Regions from separate parts of the Homo sapiens genome. Here region 1 is linked to region 2. Evidence: chromatin contacts called from ENCODE Hi-C or POLR2A ChIA-PET data. All regions are on one chromosome and are shown on one strand. The core of a region is the stretch at or near the end of the contact, and the rest is flanking DNA. Distances in the headings are between cores, read along the strand shown. Region 1 holds the start of TRAPPC10 (trafficking protein particle complex subunit 10). Region 2 holds the start of NDUFV3 (NADH:ubiquinone oxidoreductase subunit V3).

The links. A loop is a pair of places that touch in the nucleus more often than their neighbours do. ChIA-PET counts read pairs that join two places held with the same protein, here RNA polymerase II (POLR2A). Pooled maps may share reads with other maps.
Region 1: a map of B cell shows a loop between it and region 2 (15-fold over the local background). The contact joins the promoter of TRAPPC10 here to the promoter of NDUFV3 in region 2. A Hi-C loop is called at or near these places in 2 of 168 maps with a recorded cell type or tissue (B cell and CD4-positive, alpha-beta T cell), 1 of 37 single-sample maps with no recorded cell type and 13 of 50 pooled maps. POLR2A ChIA-PET finds 5 or more read pairs at or near these places in 1 of 52 experiments (MCF 10A).

Annotation. Positions count from the first base shown.
Region 1 is chr21:44,008,086-44,014,258 of GRCh38, forward strand. TRAPPC10 (trafficking protein particle complex subunit 10) reads left to right here and starts at 4,224. Exons shown (of 23, transcript NM_003274.5): 1 at 4,224-4,475. The coding sequence starts at 4,409. RefSeq lists silencers at 3,849-4,228, 4,379-5,048 and enhancers at 5,599-5,658, 5,679-5,728.
Region 2 is chr21:42,891,012-42,896,298 of GRCh38, forward strand. It overlaps NDUFV3 (NADH:ubiquinone oxidoreductase subunit V3), which reads left to right and starts at 2,298. Exons shown (of 4, transcript NM_021075.4): 1 at 2,298-2,370. The coding sequence starts at 2,323. It also overlaps a transcript of WDR4 not described here. RefSeq lists silencers at 1,785-2,084, 2,425-2,674.

The DNA.
Region 1 (6,173 bases), core at 2,974-5,473, 1.1 Mb after region 2:
TTAAAAAATTAGCTGGCATGGTGGTACGTGCCTGTGGTCCCAGCTACTTGGGAGGCTGTAGTGGGAGGATGGCTTGAAGCCAGAAGACTGAGGCTACAGTGAGCCGTGACTGTGCCCCTGCACGCCAGCCTGGGCGACAGAGCAAGACCCTGTCCCCCCACCAAAACATTTTTTTTCTCTTGATCTATTTCACCAGTTTGAGTATGATATGCCTGCATGTAATTTTCTTTGTATGTGTTCTCTTCAGGTTTTGCTGAATTTCTTGATCTGTAAATCAGTATTTTTCACCACGTGTTTGGATTTGGAGCCATCATTTTGCAAAAATGTTTCCTTCCTAGACTCATACTCTCCTTCTGGAGCTCCGATCACACATGCTTTTGGCCATTTCATACTGTCCCATAGGTCTCTGAGGTTCTCTCCACTTTTCTTCAACTTTTTTCTCTTCTTCAGATTAAATAATTTCTATCCATCTGCCTTCAAGATCCCAAACTCCTGTTTTCTCCAATCTGTTAATCCAATTCAGTGAAATTTTCATTTCTGTTATTGTACTTTTCAGTTCTAGACTTTTCTTTTGATTCTTTTAGATACTTTGTTATTCTGCTGTGAATTTCTGATTCTTTACTCATTAAGACAATATTTTCATTTAATCCTTTGGACATATTATTTTTATTTATTTTGAGATGGAGTCTTGCTCTGTCACCCAGGCTGGAGTGCAGTGGCACTATCTTGGCTCACTGTAACCTCCACCTCCCGGATTCAAGCGATTCTCCTGCTTCAGCTTTCCGAGTAGCTGGGGCTACAGGCGTGCGCCACCACACCCAGCTAATTTTTGTGTTTTTAGTAGAGATGGGGTTTCACCATGTTGGCCAGGCTGATCTCAAACTCCTGGGCTCAAGTGATCTGCCCACCTCGGCCTCCCAAATTTCTGGGATTACAGGTGTGAGCCACCGTGCCCAGCCTCCTTTGGACATATGTAGAGCTGCTTTAGAATCTTTGTAAATACAGAATCTGGTTCATTGTAGGGGGATTGGTTTCTGTTAACTGCTTTTTTTTTTTCTTAACTATGGCTTACGTTTTCCTCTTTCTTTGTATGTTTAGTGATTTTTGTTTTTTTAGTGTATATTCAACACTGATAAATAACAAATGAGGGAGACTCAGGGTGCTCTTCCACTGAAAAATCCTGACTTTCGTTCTAGTTTGTAGTTCCATTACTGGACGTACCATGCTGGGCTGTGTAGGCTTAGCTTTAGGCTCTGTTTACTGAGCAATGTCCCAGGTGTCTCCCAGGCCCCTCTTACTTGGCAGGACTTAACCTCCAAACTCTGACCGTCTTGTGGATCGGGTCAGGGTTTTGCTTTAGACGTTGTTAAGGCGGGCCTGGAGTAGTCCTTATTCTAGGGGAGGGACTGGCAACCTCTGGCTCACAAGCCACATGTGTTGATGGCCTGTTTTTGTACAGCACTTAAAGCCAGGAATGGCTTTTATATTTTTAAAGAGTTGTTTAAAAAAAAAAAAAAAACAAGCAAAAATATGAAACAAAAACTGCATGTGGCCCACACAACCTAAAATACTTATCTGGGCCCTTTATAGGTCGTTTGCTGACCCCTGGGAATGTGATTCTCAATCTAGTGTCTCAGCTCAATGTCCTCAGTGTTAATGGCATTAAAAAGGTCTTGACTGGGCACGGTGGCTCGTACTCGTCATCCCAGCACTTTGGGAGGATTAGGCAGGAGGACTGCTTGAGGCCAGGAGTTCAAGACCAGCCTGGGCAACAGAGTGGGACCCTCTCTCTACAAAAAAAGAAAAAATTAGCCGGGCGTGGTGGCACTCACCTGTGGTCCCAACTACTTGGGAGGCTGAGGTGGGAGGATCACTTGAGCCCAGAAGTTCTAGGCTGCACTGAGATAACGATCAAACCACTGCACCCCAGCCTAGGTGACAGAACAAGACTGTCTGAAAAGAAAACAAAACGGAAAGTCCTTTCCTGTAGCACTACTGGACCTCTAGTCTTTGTGCCATCCTCAACTCTGTAACAGCCGCTTCCTGGTAAACCCATAGAGTCGTCCCACACGTGTAGTCCAGCCTAGGCCAAGGACTTTCAGGGAACCCTACATCGACTTCGGCTCCCCACTCTTGCTAAGCTTCTTCCCCTCCAGTGCCCTGCCTTGCCGGCCTGCTGCTTTAGCTGCCCAGAAGTCTGGTCTCTTGCCTCTCACACCATTACAGTGCACCACACTACACTATGTTCACACATTTAGCAGCTGTGTTCACACCCAAACTATCTCATATATACATTTTGTTAAAAAAAACTTCAGGACTCTCTAAACTTATGATGCCAAGGGTGAAGTTAAGCCCTGGAGACTGAGTCAGTAGCAAGTTTGCAATTCTGCTTCTTCGATTACAGTTTAATGCTCTTCCTCCTTGTTCTTGAGCACAAGTGTCTTCCTCATTGTGGCTGCTCTGTAAATCAGGGCTCCCCGACCGCCAGGGCCACAGACACATACCGGTCAGGCCACACAGCAGGAGGTGAGCTTCAGGCCAGGGAGCAAAGCTTCATCTGTATTTACAGCTGCTCCCCATCGCTGGCATTACCGCCTGAGCTCCGCCTCCTGTCAGGTCAGCAGCAGCGCTGGATTCTCCTAGGAGGGTGAACCCTGTTGTGAACTGCACATTGGAGGGGTCTAGGTTGCGTGCTCCTTATGAGAATCTCATCCCTAATGATGTGTCCCTGGCTTCCATCATCCCTAGATGTGACCGTCCAGTTGCAGGAAAACAAGCTCAGGGCTCCCACTGATTCCACATTATGGGAAGTTGTATTTTATTACATATTACAACATAAAAATAATAAAGTGCACAATAAATGAAATGTGTTTGAATCGTCCTGAAACCACCCCAACTTTGTCTGTGGAAAAACTGCATTCTATGAAACTGGTCCCTGGTGCCAAAAAGGTTGGGGACTGCTGCTGTTAATGACTAAGAAAGACCAGGTCTCCCCCTTCCCATTTGGTGATTTTTGTTACAGATTAGCTGTCTCCATTGTCCTGTACCTGACTTAGACCAGACAGCACAGAGACCCCAGGACTGTTTCATCTTCAGTGGGTCCCCAAAGAAAAAGACCACCTCGACTAAACAGACTGTTGTAACTATGCATTAGGCCTTATACAGAAAAGACGCTGAAATTCGGTTAGGCTTCCCGAGACGCTGGCTATAGAAACGACCCCAAATTTCTACGTTTGAGAACACTGACTTCCATTCTTTATAATGTTTCCTGGGCGCCTCAAGCTTCGCATTTGACTAAACTCTAGATTCTGACCCTTTTGATTATTTTTGGTTGACAGTTTTTGTCATTTTATGGCTGGGAGTGATGGCTCACACCTGTAATCTCAACACTTTGGGAGGCCAAGGCTGGAGGATCACTTGAGCCCAGGAGTTTGAAACCAGCCTGGAAAACATAGTGAGATCCCGACAAAAGAAAAGAAAAGAAAAAAATTAGCTGGGCGTGGTGGCTGCCCCCGTGGTCCCAGTTACTGGCGGAGGGGGTGGGGCGGGGGGAAACAAGGCGGGAGGATCGCTTGAGCCTGGAAGGTGGAGGCTGCAGTGAGCCGTGTCCCGCCACTGCACTCCAGCCTGAGCCAACTGAGGAAGACCCTGCTCCAAAGAAAAAAAGAAAAAGAAACACCCGCGCCCCGCCCCCCCCGTTTACGTGCACAAGAAGCCCATATGCAGTTAAGTGTGAGGTTTATTTTGTGGCATTCCGAAATGCCGAGGGCCAGGTCCCCACAAAAACATTTGCGGCGTGAGGGAAACGGGAAGAGCCCAGCGGTAGGCGGAAGGCACGCGCCGGGGACACTCAGCGGCGAGGGCCTGCGGGAGCCCCCAGCGCGATAAGGAGCCCGGCCGGGGAGCAGCGGCCCGCCGCGGGACGCCCGAGCTGCGGGGAACGCGAGGGCAGCGAGGCCGGCGTCTCTGGTCCGGGAGCGTCCAGGCTCGCTCACCGCGCGCGAGGCCCGCCTGCCGAGTCCTGGCCTCAGCTCCGGCGCAGGGCCCAGCGGGGCGCCCACTGCCGAGGGAGGAAGATGGACGTGTCCCGGGAGCCCCGCTCCGCCTCCCACTTCCCACCTCCCGGTCCCGCGCGGCCGGCCCGGGCGCACTTCCGTCGGAGGCGAAGCGCGGCGAAGACCCGCCCCGTGAAGCCTCGCGCGCCCCGGAAATGGTCATGCGGCGGCGCCGAGGCCGGAAGTGGCTGAGGCCGGCAGCAGCGGGCGGCAGCTGCGGCGCAACCGGCTCCGGAGCTGCCTGGCGCGGCCGGGCGGGCGGCGCCGCTCAGGCTCGGGCTCCGGCTGGGCCCGGCGCGGCCTCGGGGCTGCCCATGGGGCGCGGGGGGCCGGGCCGGTGACGCCGGACGCCCATGGACGCCTCTGAGGAGCCGCTGCCGCCGGTGATCTACACCATGGAGAACAAGCCCATCGTCACCTGTGAGTGCCCGGAGGCGGGGAGGGCGCGGCGGTCGTTGGGCGGGCCCGGGCCCTGGCGTTATGCACCCGGCGCCCCCAGACCTTCAGCCCCCGGCGCGCTCCGGGCTGGGCCGCTTCCTGGAGGTGTGACCAGGGCTGCGGCTGAGGCGGGGCCCTCTGACTTTTCGGGGACGCCCTCTGACCTTCCCGCCGGGCGACCTCTGACCCCTGGGGGGCGCCCTCGGGCCGGCTGCAGTTGGAGCCGGTGGAACCCGGCGGACTCTGCCCGGGACTGGGCGCGCGCCGGCGTCGAGGGCGAGGAGCGGGGGCTGCCACCGCCCCGTCCCGCCCCCGTTGAGCCGCGCGCCCGGGACCTGGGGGCCCCGGCCTCTTCCGCCGGGCGGTTTTGCCCGCGGGCGCCCTTTCCCCGACTACGGGGAAGTCCTTGGGGGCTCGCAGAGTTGCAGGCGTTGGCGAAGTAGGAACAGTTTGTTGCGGGGTGAAGCGTCAGGCAGAGCCGCCGGGACTGCTTTCGCTCCTACACACTTCCCCGCCGCGCACTCAAACCATTTTACGGATGAGAAAGCCGAGGCTCGGGCGCTTAGGCGAGCTTGCTCCCCATGAACAGCCTCCCGCTCGAGTCTACACTACGGACACCTGGTGCCTCTTGGGTGTCGTGTCCTCCCCGCACCCCTCCTTTAATGCATACACAAAGGAACTGTTTTTCTGTTACGGGAAAAATGTTCCCTAAATTTTAGAAGTGTGACTCTCCAGAGTTAAATACGGTTAAGAACAGTGAGCTTATGGGAAGTATTGAAATGTTTGTTGGTTGGCTTTTAGGTGACTTGCAGAGAGGTGTTTCAGACTGTTACGATTTTTGACCTTTGACAGTATTCTGTATTTTCATGCATGTATGCAGTTAGTTTTTTTCTAGTTGTCTTTCGTGCTTGGAAAGGAAGCACTCTCTGTTGCAAAATCTGGGTGCCCAGGCCACAGTAGACTGTATGTCGTGAGAACTCCTGTTTCCCTCTCACTCTGTCAGCGGGTGTGCACCTGCTGTGTTCCTTCCTGTTAGATCCCTGAGAAACTGTATATTGAAGGTTGAATTTTGTTGCTTCAGCTTTAGGTGATAGACTTATTTCTTTCCTTCCTTTTGCTTTATTTTGTCTCTTCTCCTCTCCTCCTCTCTCTTTTTTTTCTACAGAGACCTAGACGAGATGATAGACTTTTCTTAGGGAAGTGGACTGTGTCTCATTTAAAATTGGAGACTTGCATAGTTCAGCAGTAGCTGTCTTTTTTCCTCCCCAGAATATTTGTCAGCTGAAAGTCTTTTCCTACTCTGCACCTTCAGCCCCAGAGGGCAGATGTGGGTAGAGCTGGTCTGCAGGCCCTGCAATTTCCCAGGGGCTTTCCCAGTGCTCAGGGAAGATGAAGCCATGCGCAGTTCATGTTAAGTTTTACTGTCTTCCAGAGGTTGAACATTTTTCTCCTAAAGTGCTGTGCACGTTGTGAATGCTGGATACACATTCATTGCCTGTACGGACATCCACACATCTAATTTTATCTTCTACCTCCTAGCTTGCTTACATTTCAATAGCAATATGTATTTATAGGCATTATGTAAATACATTTCTGAGGAGAAAGTTCCTAAGCTCTATTGGATTCAACCATAACTAAAGGGGTAAAGTTTGTTATCTGGTTGCCAGTGTTGGAGATATT
Region 2 (5,287 bases), core at 1,048-3,547:
TAATCACTTCCTTCAAAAACCATCAAGATGGCTAAGCATAGTGGCTCATGGCTGTAATCCCAGCACTTTGGGAGGCCGATGCAGGCAGATCACTTGAGGTCAAGAGTTACAAACCAGCCTGACCAACATGGTGAAACACTATCTCTACTAAAAATACAAAAATTAGATGGGCATGGTGGCGGCGCCTGTAATCCCAGCTACTGGGGAGGCTGAGGCAAGAGAATCACTTGAACCCAGGAGGCGGAGGTTGCAGTAAGCCGAGATTGCCCCTGCGCCACTGCACTCTAGCCTGGGCAACAGAGTGAGATTCTGTCTCAAAAAAAAAAAAAAAATCAAGATGGTTCATGCCCCCTCAACCATAGGTACCCCACCTTTACCAACCTGGCCGGTGACCACGCCAGAGGAGGTCTTTTCTTTTTGTTTCTTCTTGAGTGTTGCAACTCCAGCAAGATGTCAACATCTGCCGCATGTGCCCGCTGGTGGTGGTGTGGAAGTGGGGAGCTCCAGGTCCATGAAGGAGGGTGACGTGGATCTTCCAATTCCAGATCAGGATCCCCAAATTTGTTACTAAGCTGTGAATTATTAAGCACACCTCACAAAGGCGAGCATGACCTTTTCCCTGGACACAACAGAATGAGCCTAGTGGTGAAGAAAAAAAAAATCTGGCCGGGTGTAGTGGCTCACGCCTGTAACCCCAGCACTTTGGGAGGCCGAGGCGGGCGATCATTTGAGGTCAGGAGTTCGAGACCAGTCTGGCCAACATGGTGAAACCCCGTCGCTACTAAAAATACAAAAATTAGCCGGGCGTGGTGGCTCATGCCTGTTGTCCCAGCTACTCAGGAGGCTGAGGGAGGAGAATCGCTTGAACCTAGGAAGTGGAGCTTGCAGTGAGCCTAGATTGTGCCACTGTACTCCAGCCTGGGCAACAGAGCAAGACTCTGTCTCAAAAAAAAAAATTTAGGCCAGGCACAGTGGCTCACACCTGTAATCCCAGGGCTTTGGGAGGCCGAGACGGGTGGATCACGAGGTCAGGAGATGGAGACCATCCTGGCTAACACGGTGAAACCCTGTCTCTACTAAAAATTACAAAAATTTAGCCGGGCGTGGTGGCGGGTGCCTGTAGTCCCAGCTACTCGGGAGGCTGAGGCAAGAGAATGGCGTGAACCCGGGAGGCGGAGCTTGCAATGAGCCAAGATGGCGCCACTGCACGCCAGCCTGGGCTACAGAGCAAGACTCCGTCTCAAAAAAAAAAAAAAAATTTAAACAAAAAAAAAATCTTTTGGCATTTTTTTTTCTCCCTTTAGGGACAAAGGATCCCTTCTCATGATTATCCTAAGATCTAAGGTTATTCTTTTTGCCTCCCAGGGTGGATGGTGGCAGATGCCCTTGCATTTACTTGATAGCAGACTCCTCTTTGATAAAGGCCTTTGATAAAGGCCTCATTCCGCCAGTTTATCTTGCCACCTCAATGAATCGCTAGCTGTGTCAGGAATCCCTACACAATCCATTTAAATGACTGTGGCAGGGCCTCTTCCCCTGTGGAAGCTGAAGGTGGCACGTCCATCTCCGATGAAATGCGAATGGGGCTCTGGGCACGCGGCGGAAGGCAGAGAAGAGGCAGAGAAAGAAGCTAATAACTAATTACACCGACTCCACAATTACGACTAACGTTGGGGACGAACTCTTTGCTAAATAAACATTTAGGTGAAACAAAGCTTCCATTTCCAATCGGCCTAACTCTGGTATTAGCGTTGGCAGGGGCCATGCAGGAGGGGCAGTGAGCAGTGGTGGCCGCGTTGCCGACAGAGGGTGAGGGAGCTGGGCGCGTGGTGTGGGCGCCGAGGTCCCGAGCTGAAGAGCTTTAAAACCTCTCAAAACACAGAACTATCAATCAAGTAGGACCAGACTGTGCCCCCAGGGAAGGTCGCAGATTTAAGGCTGCGAGGACAAGGGCAAAGAAGTGCGAAGCGTTCGGGTGGACATGCAAGCCGGCCCAGCGCAGACGCCTGAGAGGGGTGCCCAGCAGCCCCCGCAGGTCTCCGCCGCGCCCCCGCCACAGCGCCCAGGCGCCCGCAGGGCACAGGGATCGGCACCAGCCGGTGACGTGTCCCTCACGCTGCTGCCTGTGATTGGTGGTCCCGATCCGGGGCGTGGCCCCAAGGGAGGCACTTAGCCCTACTGGGGATGCGCGCGCAGACCCACGGCCTCTGCTCCGCCCCCAGCTGGCCTGTAATTGGCGCAGTCGGCCCAAGGGGCGGCTGTTCAGGCGCGGGTGCGCGCGCAGCTGCTGTGGCCCTGCTTGGTGCGCCCGCTGTCACCGCCATGGCTGCCCCGTGTTTGCTGCGGCAAGGACGAGCCGGGGCGCTGAAGGTAAAGGAGGAGCCAGCCTGGGCTGGCTGCGCGGCCCCGAGCCTACGTAGGGGATGGGGTGAGGGGGCGCGGTGCTGGTCAGGTCCGGGCCTGTCCGCGACCTCTAGCCGTCCTAGTTGGGCCGCTGACCCCGCTCCCTGGGCCCAGGACTGACCGCCACGGGGCCAGGCCCGGATGTGGCCAGCGAGCGTCCCGCGGTTCCCCCGAGCCGGTCCGCCGCCGCCGCTGCCCGAGGCCCAGGCCGAGGCTGGCGTGCCCCGTGCCGACGGGCGCTCCCGAGGGCTGCATGCCTGGGCGGCAGACTCGGGTGGACGTTCCCAGGTGATGCTGCCGCGCGGCTGGGGTCAGCCGCTGTGCGGCTCCCGCACGGCTTCTCTGAAGGACAGTGACTTCTCCATTTAGCCAAGAGAGGAAATGAGGGAACTTTCAGGGACCTGGTTAACTTGGTAACTTACTGACAGCCGTTGAGAAGCCAGCTGACATGACCTGACCTGTGAAAAGGAGAAGAAGGGCTTTCTTTTCGGCAAATAAAAAGCTAAGGCCAAGGCCGGGCGCGGACACTTTGGGATTTTGCCTGTAATCCCAGTACTTTGGAAGGCCGAGCCAGGCGGATCGCTTGAGTTCAGGAGTTCGAGACTAGCCTGGCCAACATGTCGAAACCCCGTCTCTAAAAAATACAAAAAATTAGTCTGGCGTGGTGGTGCATTCCTGTAATCCCAGCTACTCGGGAGGCTGAGGTGGGAGGATCCCATGAACCCGGGACGCGGAGGTTGCAGTGAGCCGAGATCATACCACTGCACTCCAGCCTGGGGGACAGAATAAATAAATAAATAAAATAAGGCTAAGACCACTTCACTCTCTTACAAATTTTAAAATGGCTGTTATTACAAAAGCAGTAACTATTCCCTGCAGAATATATATGCGTGTGTGTATATATATATATAAATACATATTATATATATTATATATAAATATATATTATATATATATTTATATAATATGTAAATATATATTATATATTTATATAATATATAATATATTATATAAATATATATTATATAATATATATAATATGTTTATATAAATATATATTATATATTTATATATTTATATAATATATAATATATATTTATATATTATATATAATATATATCATAATATAATATATAATATATATATATTTTTTTTTGAGACAGAGCCTCACTCTGTTGCCCAGGCCCAGGCTGGAGTGCAATGGCACCATCTCAACTCCCTGCAACTTCTGCCCCCTGGGATTAAGCGACTCTCGTGCCTCAGCCTGCAGAATAATTTAAAAGTACAGATAGGGAAATTCATTGACAGTCTACCATTACTCCTTCAAGCATCTAGTTCCTAACGATTTCTATCAGCTTTTATATGTTCACATAAGCACATGTACTCATGCTTACAATCATGAACATACACGTTTTCATGTTTATATGTGCACATACAGGCACCTCTGTTCTGTATCCAGCATCTAGAACATTGTACTGTCTAGCACTTAATAGGCCTTAGTGAGTATATGCTGAGTGAGTTGGCATAATATAAAATATCACATTTATATTGTAGACACTTTTGAAGCAGTTTTTATATACCTACATCATTTTAGTGGCCAGATAGTATTTCTTCTACTCTATTTTCTAAGGATAAGAAAACATTTTACAGAAAGAAACATAGGGCCTGGCAGGTGGCTCATGCCTGTAATCCCAGTACTTTGGGAGGCCAAGACAGGTGGATCATTTGAGGTCAGGCATTCGAGACCAACATGGTGAAACCCCATCTCTACTAAAAATACAAGAAGAGCCAAGCGCGGTAGCTCACACCTGTAATGCCAGTACTTTGAGAAGCCAAGGTGGGTGGATAACCTGAGGCCAGGAACTCGAGACCAACCTGATCAACATGGTGAAACCCCGTCTCTACTAAATACAAAAACTTGGCCGGGCATGGTGATGCATGCCTGTAATCCCAGCTACTTGGGTGGCTGAGACAGGAGAATTGCTTGAACCCACGAGGCGGAGATTGTAGTGAGCCGAGGTTGCGCCACTGTGCTCCAGCCAGGGTGACAGAGCAAGACTCCATCTCAAAAAACAAAATACAAAAACATTAGCCAGGTGCGGTGGTGCACACCTGTAATTCCAGCTACTTGGGAGGCTGAGGCAAGAGAATCGCTGGAACCCAGGAGGCGGAGGTTGCAGTGAGCCAAGATTGAGCCACTGCACTCCAGCCTGGGAGTCAGAGTGAGACCCTGTCTCCAAAAAAAAAAAAAAGAAAAGAAAAAAGAAGAAACGTGGTATTTTGTAGGTTAATAAATAATTGGAGACTACAAAAAAAATGCACTGGAGAACGTCTGGTTGAAGTTTTATTAAACCAAATATTAATAGTGATTGTCCTTGAACTCGGGTGTTTTCTTCTTGCAGCCTTTTTGTATTTTACAAAATGTCCATAATATACATACATTATGAAAACTGTAATAACCATTAGAAGTATACCATGTGAATGTTTTGCACTTACATGTAGTGGTAATATGTAATATTCATATGCACGGTACCTACATGCACACAATCCCAGCACTTTGGTTGTTTTTCTTTTTTTTTTTTTTTTCCTGAGACAGTCTCACTCTGTTGTCCAGGCTGGAGTGCAGTGGCGTGATCTCAGCTCACTGCAACCTCCACCTCCTGAGTCTAAGCAATTCTCCTGCCTCAGCCTCTGCAGTACCTGGAACTACAGGCATGCACCACCGTGCCTGGCTAAATTTTTTTTTTTTTTTTTTTTTTTGCGACAGAGTCTTGCTCTGTCGCCCAGGCTAGAGTGCAGTGGCACGATCTTGGCTCACTGCAAGCTTCACCTCCTGGGTCCACGCCATTCTCCTGCCTCAGCCTCCCAAGTAGCTGGGACTACA